Linked DNA regions of Homo sapiens: all the other regions are linked to region 1. Evidence: chromatin contacts called from ENCODE Hi-C or POLR2A ChIA-PET data. All regions are on one chromosome and are shown on one strand. The core of a region is the stretch at or near the end of the contact, and the rest is flanking DNA. Distances in the headings are between cores, read along the strand shown. Region 1 holds the start of NR3C1 (nuclear receptor subfamily 3 group C member 1). Region 2 holds the start of RBM27 (RNA binding motif protein 27). Region 3 holds the start of LARS1 (leucyl-tRNA synthetase 1). Region 4 holds the start of TAF7 (TATA-box binding protein associated factor 7).

What was found. Hi-C counts contacts between places; a loop is a spot of excess contacts on that map. ChIA-PET counts read pairs that join two places held with the same protein, here RNA polymerase II (POLR2A). Pooled maps may share reads with other maps.
Region 2: a loop to region 1 is called in a map of CD8-positive, alpha-beta T cell, with 29 times the contacts of the local background. The contact joins the promoter of RBM27 here to the promoter of NR3C1 in region 1. A Hi-C loop is called at or near these places in 3 of 168 maps with a recorded cell type or tissue (CD8-positive, alpha-beta T cell and naive thymus-derived CD4-positive, alpha-beta T cell) and 8 of 50 pooled maps. POLR2A ChIA-PET finds 5 or more read pairs at or near these places in 1 of 52 experiments (activated T-cell).
Region 3: a loop to region 1 is called in a map of naive thymus-derived CD4-positive, alpha-beta T cell, with 35 times the contacts of the local background. The contact joins the promoter of LARS1 here to the promoter of NR3C1 in region 1. A Hi-C loop is called at or near these places in 2 of 168 maps with a recorded cell type or tissue (CD4-positive, alpha-beta memory T cell and naive thymus-derived CD4-positive, alpha-beta T cell) and 9 of 50 pooled maps.
Region 4: a map of CD4-positive, alpha-beta memory T cell shows a loop between it and region 1 (9-fold over the local background). The contact joins the promoter of TAF7 here to the promoter of NR3C1 in region 1. A Hi-C loop is called at or near these places in 1 of 168 maps with a recorded cell type or tissue (CD4-positive, alpha-beta memory T cell), 1 of 37 single-sample maps with no recorded cell type and 9 of 50 pooled maps. POLR2A ChIA-PET finds 5 or more read pairs at or near these places in 1 of 52 experiments (CD4-positive, alpha-beta T cell).

Annotation. Positions count from the first base shown.
Region 1 is chr5:143,402,328-143,405,030 of GRCh38, forward strand. It overlaps NR3C1 (nuclear receptor subfamily 3 group C member 1), which reads right to left and starts at 1,359. Exons shown (of 9, transcript NM_000176.3): 1 at 884-1,359. It overlaps LOC128966704, which reads right to left. Exons shown (of 2, transcript XM_054328421.1): 2 at 2,339-2,589. The coding sequence ends at 2,559. RefSeq lists silencers at 355-454, 665-744, 985-2,254 and enhancers at 2,260-2,703, 2,305-2,374, 2,415-2,554.
Region 2 is chr5:146,202,253-146,204,955 of GRCh38, forward strand. RBM27 (RNA binding motif protein 27) reads left to right here and starts at 1,353. Exons shown (of 21, transcript NM_018989.2): 1 at 1,353-1,572. The coding sequence starts at 1,514. It overlaps RBM27-POU4F3 (RBM27-POU4F3 readthrough), which reads left to right and starts at 1,353. Exons shown (of 20, transcript NM_001414499.1): 1 at 1,353-1,572. The coding sequence starts at 1,514. RefSeq lists enhancers at 789-938, 1,409-1,568.
Region 3 is chr5:146,181,265-146,183,967 of GRCh38, forward strand. LARS1 (leucyl-tRNA synthetase 1) reads right to left here and starts at 1,386. Exons shown (of 32, transcript NM_020117.11): 1 at 1,224-1,386. The coding sequence starts at 1,229. RefSeq lists enhancers at 910-1,069, 1,978-2,703.
Region 4 is chr5:141,319,424-141,322,126 of GRCh38, forward strand. TAF7 (TATA-box binding protein associated factor 7) reads right to left here and starts at 1,361. Exons shown (of 1, transcript NM_005642.3): 1 at 1-1,361. The coding sequence starts at 621. RefSeq lists enhancers at 890-1,089, 1,670-1,729, 1,740-1,889.

The sequences.
Region 1 (2,703 bases), core at 109-2,608:
CCCAGCCACATTAATTGGCCCTAATGAACCATGCCAGAGGGTCTTAAGTGGTATTACAAGGTTGCAATTATCAAGTCTGCAACCCCAAACGTCAAACTAGCACTTGTAAAAATCGCAGCACAAAACCATTACGGTTACAGGGGGTCTTTTTCTAAAAGGGGCCACTTAGAAACCTCAGGCGCGAATTAACAACAAACGCTAAAGAGCAAGCCCTTGCGGGGCGGGGGTGGAGAAGAGAAAAAAGTGCGAGGTTAAAAGAGAAGTACGTCCAGACCTGTTGAGTTCTCTCTCCGACACGCCCACTTCTAACAGATAACGCCGGCCCCGGCCGCAGTCTCCAAGTTGCGGGCTGTCAGCCCCCCGCGTGTGCACCCTCACGCGCCCCGCACGCCCTCCTCAAGCCAGGCGCCGCCGGGGCCTCCCCGGAGCCCGGGCTCGCGCTCGGGCGCGCCGGGGTGGCGTGCAAATATTCGGGCGAGTAAAATTCAGACGCGGCTTAGCGTTCACCACGAAAACGGGTGTCGGGCGACCCCCTTGGAGGGAAAGGGGACACTAGGGGGAGAAAAGAGGCCAGGATTCCCGCGAGGAATGAGAGGCTCGAAGCCCCCGGCAGTTCGACAGGGCTCCGCTCGCCGTCCGAGGTCAGGTTCCTCCCCCTCGGCCCGGCCAGGGGACGCCTGCGGAGGGAGAGGAAGAGGCCAGCGCTGTCACCCGCGCGCTGCCCTTTCGTCACCGTCGCCCGGCCCTTGCCAGCCCCCCACCCCCACTCCCCGAGGCTAATAAAAGTTTGTAGGCTCCCGCGGCGGCCCCCGAGTTGTCTCCGGTCCCAGCGGCACCTCGGGGGAGCGAGCGCGCCCCGGCCCCCTCCCGCCTCGCTTCTTACCTCTGGCAGAGGAGCCGCTCGCCCGCCACCGTCCGCAGTTCCCGCCGCAGCCGAGATAAACAACTTAGCTTGTGAACGCAGAAGGAGCAGGAGGGAAATATATTTTTTTTTTCTAAAAAAAGGAAGTAAACAGCCGCCCCTTTCTCCATGGGTGGGGGGAGAGCCCCTATTTAAGAAAGTCTCCCATTGCCCAGCTGACAAGCCAGCCCTCCGCCCCGCGCCGGGCTCCGCGGGTCGAGGTTCCGGGCGCGCGTGCCCCGTCCCGGTCCCAGCTGCTTCGGCCGCTCCGGCTGCGGCGTCTCCTTCCACCCACAGAATCCGTCCCCGACGGGCAGGCGGTGACTCGGGCTCCCGTCACAGACACGAGCTCGCAAAATGGAGGAGGCGGCGGCGGAGGGAAGAGAGCGCGGACACGCGAAAGGGCAGCCCGGCCTGGGCGAGCGAGCGGGACCGAGCGGGGAGCGGGTGGAGGCGGCGCCACGGCGCGCACACACTCGCACACACGCGCTCCCACTCCACCCCCGGCCGCTCCCCGCCCGAGGGGCCGCGCGGCGGCCGCGGGGAACGATGCAACCTGTTGGTGACGCTTGGCAACTGCAGGGGCGCCCGCGGTCCCTGCCCCCACGCCCTCCGCGCGGGCCCCGCCACCCCGGCCCCGACGGCGCCTGCACGCCCGCGTCCCCTGGCGTGGCCGCCCCGCCCGGTGCGCCGCGCTTCGCCCCCCGCCCCCAACTCCCCAGGAAAAAGGGTGGCGGCGGCAGCGGCGGGGGCCGACCTGGTCTCTCTGGGGCGGCGTTAAGAGGGCCACCGAGTTTCTCCAGTTTCTTTTCTCGCTACCTCCTTCCCGCCCCCGCCCAGCTCCGCGGCTCCAGACCCACTCGGGAGCTCGCTCTGCCCCTTGGCGGCAAGCGCCGCCAGTGCCCCTGCGGGTGACAGCGGGCGGGCCACAAGAGCCGGGGCGCCTCCCGCGGCTGAGCTGCGTGAGTGGCCCGCGCCGCCGCCGCCGGGCCGAGTTGCGTGAAGTGTGTCACTTCGAAAGGGGCTACGGGGTTGCACGGAAACGGTGCCGCAGCGTCTCGGCCGCGCTCGGGGCCGGGCGGCCTGACACGCCCTCTGGGGAGGCTTCAGGGAAGGGACGGGATAGCGGGGGTCGGCGCATACGTACTTTGGGCCCGGGGGGAGTCGCGTGCCGGCAGGTCCCCCACCACCGCATCATCTGGGCGGCCGGGTCTTCAGCTGCCGCCGCCGCGCTCTCGCACTGGGAGAGAAGTTGCAAAGCAGAACCCACCCTCCCCCGCGCCCCGACCGTCCCCCACCCTCTTCCCCGAGTCTGCGAGGCGGCGGCGGCGGCAGAAGGAGGCGCCGCCTGCCAAGTTCAACCCCCACCCCTCCCGCCCAATGTGCTCACACTCGAAGGAAGTTGCACGCCAAATGCAAAACCTCCAGCGAGCTGGATTTCTTTGCACTTTTTTTTTATTATTATGATTAAGGAAAGCAGGGGGCGGCAGGCTTAAAAGCAAGTTGCAGGCGAAATAGTAAGTTGCTGGCGAAATATAGCCCCCCTTCCGAAACTCCTGACCTCTTCTTCCACCCCGGCCAGGGCCCGCGTCCAAGTTCCCGGTGCAGGCCCCACCCCCGAATCTTGACATTTGCTGCCCTCGACTCTGTGCGTTGCTCACCCTATCACGTTCATAGGACCCCTGCCCCTACAAATAAAACAAAATACAGGCAGCTTTAAAATGCCAGCGTTCAACTCCCTACAGATGTTCCTGTTAGGAGCTTCCCCCTCAGTCCAAGGGGAAGGGAACTCGTGGTCCGTC
Region 2 (2,703 bases), core at 103-2,602, 2.8 Mb after region 1:
TTTAAATGGAGAAAAAAATGAAAAGATAATATTTCATGGTATGTGAAAATTATATAAATTTAAAATTTTATATAATTTTAATAAATGTTTGTAATACAGCCACAATCATTCCATTTACATATTGTCCCTGGTTAATTTTAAGCCAAGACATTGTATGACGAGTAGTTGCCATAGATACCTCAAGGCTCACAAAACCAAAATATTTAGTATCTGATCCTTTGCAGAAGTTTGCCTATACCTGTTCTATGTATATATAGGATGTCTGTTTATTTGAGGTTGATCCATTTCTTTTATATGAGGTGCGTGCTCATTAGGTATTTTTCAAAATGTTATTACAATGCATAACCCCATAAACTGTTCATCATCTTAAGAGGAGAAGCTCTGTTTTGCTCAGCATTGGACTCCTAGTGCCTTACTCAGTGCTGGCAATTGCAGGGACTCAGTATATGTTATTGGGTAAACATTTTAACATCAGTGCTAAATCAGTGATTTCAAAACTCCAGAAAGAATTTCTCACCTACTAGAAAGTAAGTTGACTATTTCAGTAGTTTCTAATTTGTCTTAAAAATTTTTTTGTAATCCTTCTTTGCTGATTAAAATTCTCCCTTCCCGTCCCCCAACCACTGAATTTTAGATATACAATGAAAAGATAATTAAAAACAAACTATTGGAGTCATTTTTCTTCCTAAATAAAGCAACATTTATTAATAGTACTAGCAAAATTGAAATGGCCTCAGCCTTTTACATCCGTGCGCCACGTTTTAAAAATGACGATTACTGGATTCCAAGGCATGGTTGTCAGAAACATTCTGCGTAATTAAAGCAGAGCAGCAGAAAATACAAACGTGAGTGCCAATCAACATGAGTGTGTAAAGAAAAAAAGTAAAATTTTGCATTCTGTGCAATGTGTCGAACGTGAACGTATTGCACGTTGTGTTGCAGATTTACTACAGCTGAGTCATTTCGGGACACGAGTGTGTGTTTCCAAGAAAAACGAGAGGAAGGAACCAGGCTGAGGGGCTCGCCGGGTTCCCCCAGGCACTCCCAGCAGCAGACACCGGTATTCCGCGGCGGGCGGCGGCGTGGTCAAAAAAAGGCGCCGCTGCCCCTTTAAGAGGCAAAGCACCTTTTCCAAGATACCATCTTGCACCAGGAGTTCACTTAAGCTCTCCACCTACCTTGCTATATCTCTCCTCCCTGACTGGGTACCGCCTGCCGGCGGGGCGAGCGAGCCTTTTCATTGGTCTTGCCCTCAGGGCCCCCTCTCTCTTACTGGTTCTCAGGCCTGCCACTCGGCACTGTCTCCCGCCCACCTCAGCCTTCGGGCTAGGTTGAGTGAGGGCTCTTGGGTTAGTTCCTGTTAGGCCCCGGCCGGGGGAGTAGGTTGAAGTCTCCTAAGATGCCCGGTGGGCTGGGGCACCGGGAGCTGTGAAGGGAACGTGAGGGGGCGGCGTAGTGGAGACCCACGGCAGGCCTGAAGAAGAGCGGCGGCCGAGCCCGCCTTCCCTGCACCATGCTCATAGAGGATGTGGATGCCCTCAAGTCCTGGCTGGCCAAGTTACTGGAGCCGATGTGAGTGAGCCGGGCTGGGCCGGGGCCGGCGAACGTGGGCGTTGGGGGCTCGCGGGGGCGTGGGGGAGGGGAGGTGGCGTGGGGGGCGGCGCTGAGGGGCCGCGGCCGGGAGGTCCCGGCGACGCCTTCCCTGTAGTACTATCACCATTGTGGTGGGGGTGAGGGTGGGAGAGGAGCGCTGGGGACGGAGAGGCGCCGTGAATATGGGGACTGGGGGGGCAGGCAAGGACAGCGAAGGCTTTTCAAACGCAAATATCGGGGTGCTGGAAGGGGTAGCAGGGGCCGTGAGGGAATTTAAAACATTGCTGTTTGAGAACTGAGAGAGAGGTAACGGGGCTCTTGAGGGATTTTTAAAATGTGAATATTGAGATGTCGAAGGGAATAGCAGAATATCAAGGGTTTGATAAACATTATTATTCCGGGACTGAAAGGTCTAGAAGCAAAATATCGAGGGCATTTTCGAAATATGAGGGCAGAAGCGGATAGCAGGGACATTGAAACTGTATAGCGATTATTGGTAAGTTCTGAGGGATCAAGAATATTGAAGGATTTGAAAAATACTATGGAGTAGATGAAAAGGATGTGTGGGCATTGAAGGGTTTTAGAAATTATTGGGGAGGTGATAAGTGTGATAGCAAGGATATTAAGGGATTTTAAAGTATTATTGAGGGCTTGATAGTGCTAGGGGAACTGATGACTTTTAGATACATAGAGGTTGGAAAAAAGAGGTTTCTGTAAGTTTAGTTGAAGGTTGAAAGGGCTACACTGGTATGCAGCATTAATTGGTGGAGGAGTATACCTAACAGTATGTAGGGATTTTTAGATACAGGTGGTGTTGGAGGAATAAAAGGAGCGGTAGAAAGAATAAGAGATTTGTAAGTATTCTTGTGCCATTGAGAGGACAGTTTTGTAAATGTTTTTGTAAGATTGAGAGGACACCTGAAGATAATTGGGGTGTAGTATGAGGGACCGAAAAGAATGAGAGACCTGTCTTTTAAAAATATTTTGGGTGGTGTTAGTAGAAATGTTATTGGGAGGCTTGAAAGAGGTAACAGATGTATCAACATTTTGTTTTATAACCTTTTTTTTTTGAAACAATGTCTCGCTGTGTCTCCCAGGCTGGAGTGCAGT
Region 3 (2,703 bases), core at 136-2,635, 2.8 Mb after region 1:
ACCGCTTGAACCTGGGAGGAGGAGGTTGCAGTGAGCCGAGATCGCGCCGCTGCACTCCAGCCTGGCGACAGGGCAAGGCTCCGTCTCAAGAAAAAAACAAACAAACAAACAAAAAACAAAAAAAAATAAAACCAGGCGGGATGGCTCATGCCTGTAGTCCCAGCACTTTCGGAGGCTGAGACAGAAGGATCGCTTGACCCCAGGAGTTCGAAACCCTGTCTCTACTAAAAATACAAAAAATTAGCAGGGTGTAATGGAGCACGCTTGCAGTACCAGCTGTGGGGAGGCTGAGGTGTGAGGATCGCTTGAGCCCTAAGGTCCAGGCTGCAGTGAGCCATGATCACGCCACTGCATTCCAGTCTGGGTCACAGAGTGAGAACATCTCCCAAATTTAAAAAAATTTTTAAAAATTGCAACTGTACTACCCCACCGTACACTCCCTAGCACCCCTTCCTGCTCTATTTTTTCCCCACAGCATTTATCAGCACCTGACACAATATTTTACAATGTATTTTACCCACACACATAAACACTATGAAAAGAGAGATTTTTGTCTGTTTTACGGAGAGGCGCTCAATTTTTTCTTTTTTTTTTTTTTTTTTTTTTTTTTTTTTTGCTGTAAGTAGGAATCAACTTACATACTCCTCTCTCCACCTCGGCTTTATTTGTTTGTTTATTTATTTATTTTATTTTTAAGACGGAGTCTCACTCTGTCGCCCAGGCTGGAGTGCAGTGGCGCGATCCTGGCTCACAGCAGCCTCCCTCTCCCGGGTTCAAGCAATTCTCCTGCCTCAGCCTCCCGAGTAGCTGGGTTAACAGGCGCGCACCACTACGCCCGGCTAATTTATGTATTTTTGGTAGAAACGGGGTCTCACCATGTTGGCCAGGGTGGTCTCGAACTCCTGACCTCAAATGATCCACCCGCCTCGGCCTCCCAAAGTGCTGGGATTACAGCCGTGGGCCACCGTGCCCGGCTCTCCACCTCGATTTTAGAAACTCCAGAGAAATAACAAATATGATATCCAAGTACTCCGTAAAGTTAACAGACATCAGTTCGTGGTTCATAAACTAGCAAGAAAAAGCAAAGTCTCTACGAAAGGCACGCCTTAAGCGTGGCTCTCTTTTAGAAAAGGACTTTCCCTTCAGGACAGCACATGGAGAGCCCCTAGAGACTGGCCAGTCCGGCTCCAGGGCCCCTGCGGATTCTTCTCGCTCAAACTCACCGCCATTGCACCGCCCAGCCGACTGTGCAAATCCACGACAATGACCCTGGCGACCTCCACAAAGGAGTGGTTACCTTTCCCCTCCCTCTCGGGGATGCCAGGCCTCCCACGAAACTAAAGCACACGCTTCACACCTGCTGAGGCAATCATCCGGCTCCTTACTAACTACAGCCAAGGCATCTCACAGCCCGCCGGGAATTGTAGTTCCCAGACCACCCGAGCAGACACCCAGCAGGCGCTAACTGACTACAATTCCCAGAGAAAAACGGGTTATCGGAAGTCTACCCGATAGGCCCACTCAGAGGGGAACCGGCAGTGACGTCACTGGCATGTTGAACTACAAAGTCCATGATGCAGTGCGGGATCGCAGAATGCCGCGAGTGCGCCCTGGTTAGGTTGGAGTCCCTTGGCCATCAACCTTTTCACCCGGTAGAGCTGGTTGCCTGTCGGGATGCCAGGATACGCAGTTAATTACTATACGGTGACTGAGGTGCTACTTATGGCTTGCCACTATGCACAGATATTTTTTACTGTCAGTGGCATTCAACAGCCCAGCATTTAGACATTGTATAACCGCGTATTGACAATCTCCTTTTTTTTTTTTGAGACGCAGTATCGCTCTGTCGCCCAGGCTGGAGTGCAGTGGCGCGATCTTGGCTCAGTGCAACCTCGGCCTGCCGGATTCAAGCAATTCTCCTGCCTCAGGCTCCCGAGGAGCTGGGACTATGGGCGCGCGCCACCACACCGACTAATTTTTTGTATTTTTGGTAGAGACTGGGTTTCACCTTGTTAGCCAGGATGATCCCGATTTCCTGACCTCGTGATCTGCCTCCCTCGGCCTCCCAAAGTGCTAGGATTACAGGCGTGAGCTACCGTACCTAGCCAACAATCTCCTTTTTTTTTTTTTTTTTTTTTTTTTTTTTTGAGAGGGAGTTTCGTTCTGTCTCCAGGCTGGAGTGCAGTGGCGCGGTTTCGGCTCACTGCAACCTCCGCCTCCCGGGTTCAAGCGATTCTTCTGCCCCAGCCTCCTTAGTAGCTGGGACTACAGGCGCGCGCCACCGCGCCCAGCTAATTTTTGTATTTTCAGTAGAAACGGGGTTTCACCATATTGGCCAGGATGGTCTCGATCTCCTGAACTCGTGATCCGCCCGCCCCAGCCTCCCAAAGTGATGGGATTACAGGCGTGAGCCACCGTGCCCGGCCAACAATCTCCATTTTTAAGCAAGAGACTGAAAGCCTACCTGGTCCCATTGCCTGACTCAGACTATTTAGACCACTACCAAACAGGGCCAGGGGCGGTGGCCATAATCCCATTATTTTGGGATGCCGAGGTGGGCGGATGACCTGAGGTCAGGAGTTTGAGACCAGCCTGGCCAACATGGTGAAACCCCGTCTCTACTAAAAATACGAAAATTAGCTGGGTATGGTGGCGTGCACCTGTAGTCCCGGCTACTCGGGAGGCTGAGGCAGGAAAATTGCT
Region 4 (2,703 bases), core at 111-2,610, 2.1 Mb before region 1:
GTGACCAGACATTCCTGGAGAAGAGATATCCAGGCCTTGATTTTCTGCCTCCTTTGTTTCATCTTCGGCAATTATTTCCCACCGAGTACTAACAGCTTCAGCATCTGTACTCAGCAATCGTTTCACTTCTTTTTCAACATCTGGAGATTCAATATATTTCTTCTTTGCTGTCTTCCGGAACCTTCTCTTCCTGACATTCTTTAGAGGCAGAGTAATTCCGTGGTTCCAGATAAACTTTTTCTCTTTGTCCTTATCCTTTTTCTTGCTTGCTTTAGGATCAGTGCTAGCAACTGGCTCCTCCACAGGAGGATAGAGATCACCATCAACTGTGGATACAAGCATCTGACAGATATCAGCTGTCTTGTAAAAAGTTTTTTTATCAATGGTTTTCAAGCTTTCCATAACACAGGGCAGGTCTACTAATTTTGAGGCCAATGGAACACGGTCCACTCTGACGATTCCATGACGCCCATCAGGATGTAACTCAATTGTCAGTCTGTCCTTGAGGTTGACATGACCAGACTGTACTGCCCTTCTCACAGTAGAGGCATATTCTGGAGGCAGACGTAAGATAAACTGGCTCTCCAGTTCGTGAGGAGCATCATCTTTGCTTTTACTCATCTTTATTTCCTTGTGATTCACTTCTCCAATAAATGCTGGTTACACTAAAAAGTTCCAGCTACTGCAATAGTTTAAAACACCAGTTTGCTATGAATTGAAATCTTTTAATTACAAGAAGTTCTCTGTAGATCAGCAGCTAAGCGTCTATTTTGCCTTAGTTTTTATTTAAGCTCCAAGTCTTTTCTCTAAATATGCTGTGACCGAATACCAGTCGTTAACACAAAGGCTTATTCACAGACTTAAGTTCATTAAATCAGATGCAATGCCAAGTCCCAACCTCTAGGTGCCGCTGCCGGACAACGCGGAGAGAGCTAGCTAGCTAGCTAGGGAACAGGAAAGCAAATGGCGGCTCCCCCGGAACGGTTTTCGGCCCAGAAAGCCCAGCAGAGATACTTTCAACTCACAAACTCTCCCGGAACAAAGACACTCAAAAAATCAGGGCTCAGCGAGCTCTCTTCGCCTCGGGTACTTACAATCCAGTGACGATTATAAGTTCAGTTTCACCGGGCCGGAGCGAAGGGAAGAGGAGGCCGCAAGGAGCCAAGCGGGAGAGAGCCGAGCGTCTCCTTGTCGTTTCCTTAATTCTTCCTGCCGCTTGGCAGAGTGATCCACTACCGATTACTGATGAAAGGGCCCGGGATGGGCAGCGCGAAATCTTGCCGAGAGGCGCAGCTCGCATCACCAGACCCCGCACCTCGCCGGCCCTCCGTCCGGGTCGCCTACCCAGCAAAAACGGAAGTGCTACGTCGCGACGCGGGGCGGGAGGCGGCTGTGAGTGACAGCCCCTCCGGGCGGAAGGGCGGAGCCCCAGCTAGCGCAGGCGCAATAGCGCAATTACGCTGCCCAGCGTGAAACTCATCTTTTCGCGAGAACTTGTTTTTCCGGGATGGAAATGACAGTGTTTCGGAAGAGCTGTTGGTTTCAAACTATTTAGAGCTTGGAAGTTCCAAGAAAGACACAGATTCGTCCCCCGCTAAGCCAGCACTTTTACGGGATCGCTGTGGGGCCGGATGGCTTCTAGACTTCCGGGTGATTCCGGGAGATGGGGGACGCCTTGCAGTAAGCGTCTTTGCTTCTGGAAACATCTCGGATGTTCCCTAGAGTCTAGCCTATCTGGTGCCAATACAAGAATGTGTAGCTACTATACAATGGATTTCAAAGTACCCAAATCAATGGAGTGAGGAGGACATGCAGCTTACTATATAAGTCTCTCTCTATATATATGTTTGTTTGTTTGTTTTGGAGATGGAGTCTCAGGCTGTCACCCAGGCTAGAGTGCAGTGGCACAATATTGGCTGACTGCAACCTCCACCTCTGGGGTTCAAGCGATTCTCCTGCTTCAGCCTCTTAAGTAGTTGGGATTACAGGCACGTTCCACTACCCCACCTAAGTTTTGTATTTTTAGTAGAGAAGGGGTTTCACCATGTTGGCCAGGCTGGTCTCGAACTCCTGACCTGAGGTGATCTGCCTGTCTTGGCCTCCCAAAGTACTAGGATTATAGGTGTGAGCCAGCGCGCATGGCCCAAAGTCTGTATTTTTAAATATAATTCCCTGTAGGGGAATTGTGCCTCTGGTTTTACTTGTGTTCTATAATACTTCTGGGGAAACAAGGGTGATTCCTTTTTATGTGCTTGATTTAGATGTAAATGTAAACAGAGAAGGAAGTGTTCTTTTGGACAGAATTGTCTGATAGACTGAGCATCTGGTTAAAGTAGATATAATTGAAGTATTGTTTCCTGTCTCTCATGTACAAGTAATTTTAAATTACTTTGACATTTTTTTTAACTCCACCTCTACTATTTTGCTGTTTTCTGCTTGTCTTTTCTATCAATAGTCAGGTATTCATCAACACATATTTTTAGTATTTTAACATAACTGGGTAACAGTTGGTACTTATTTCTATTTATTTCCATTTATTTTTAAAATATCTGGGAGAGCATCAAGGCCATTAATATTTCATTTCTATCCTCTAAAATATTAACAATTGCCCCTAAATTTAAGAGAATTCTCTTAAGATGTAATTAACATTTCCAAAATTCACTTTATTCTTGTATGATTGAAAGCTCCATGATAGTGATCTTC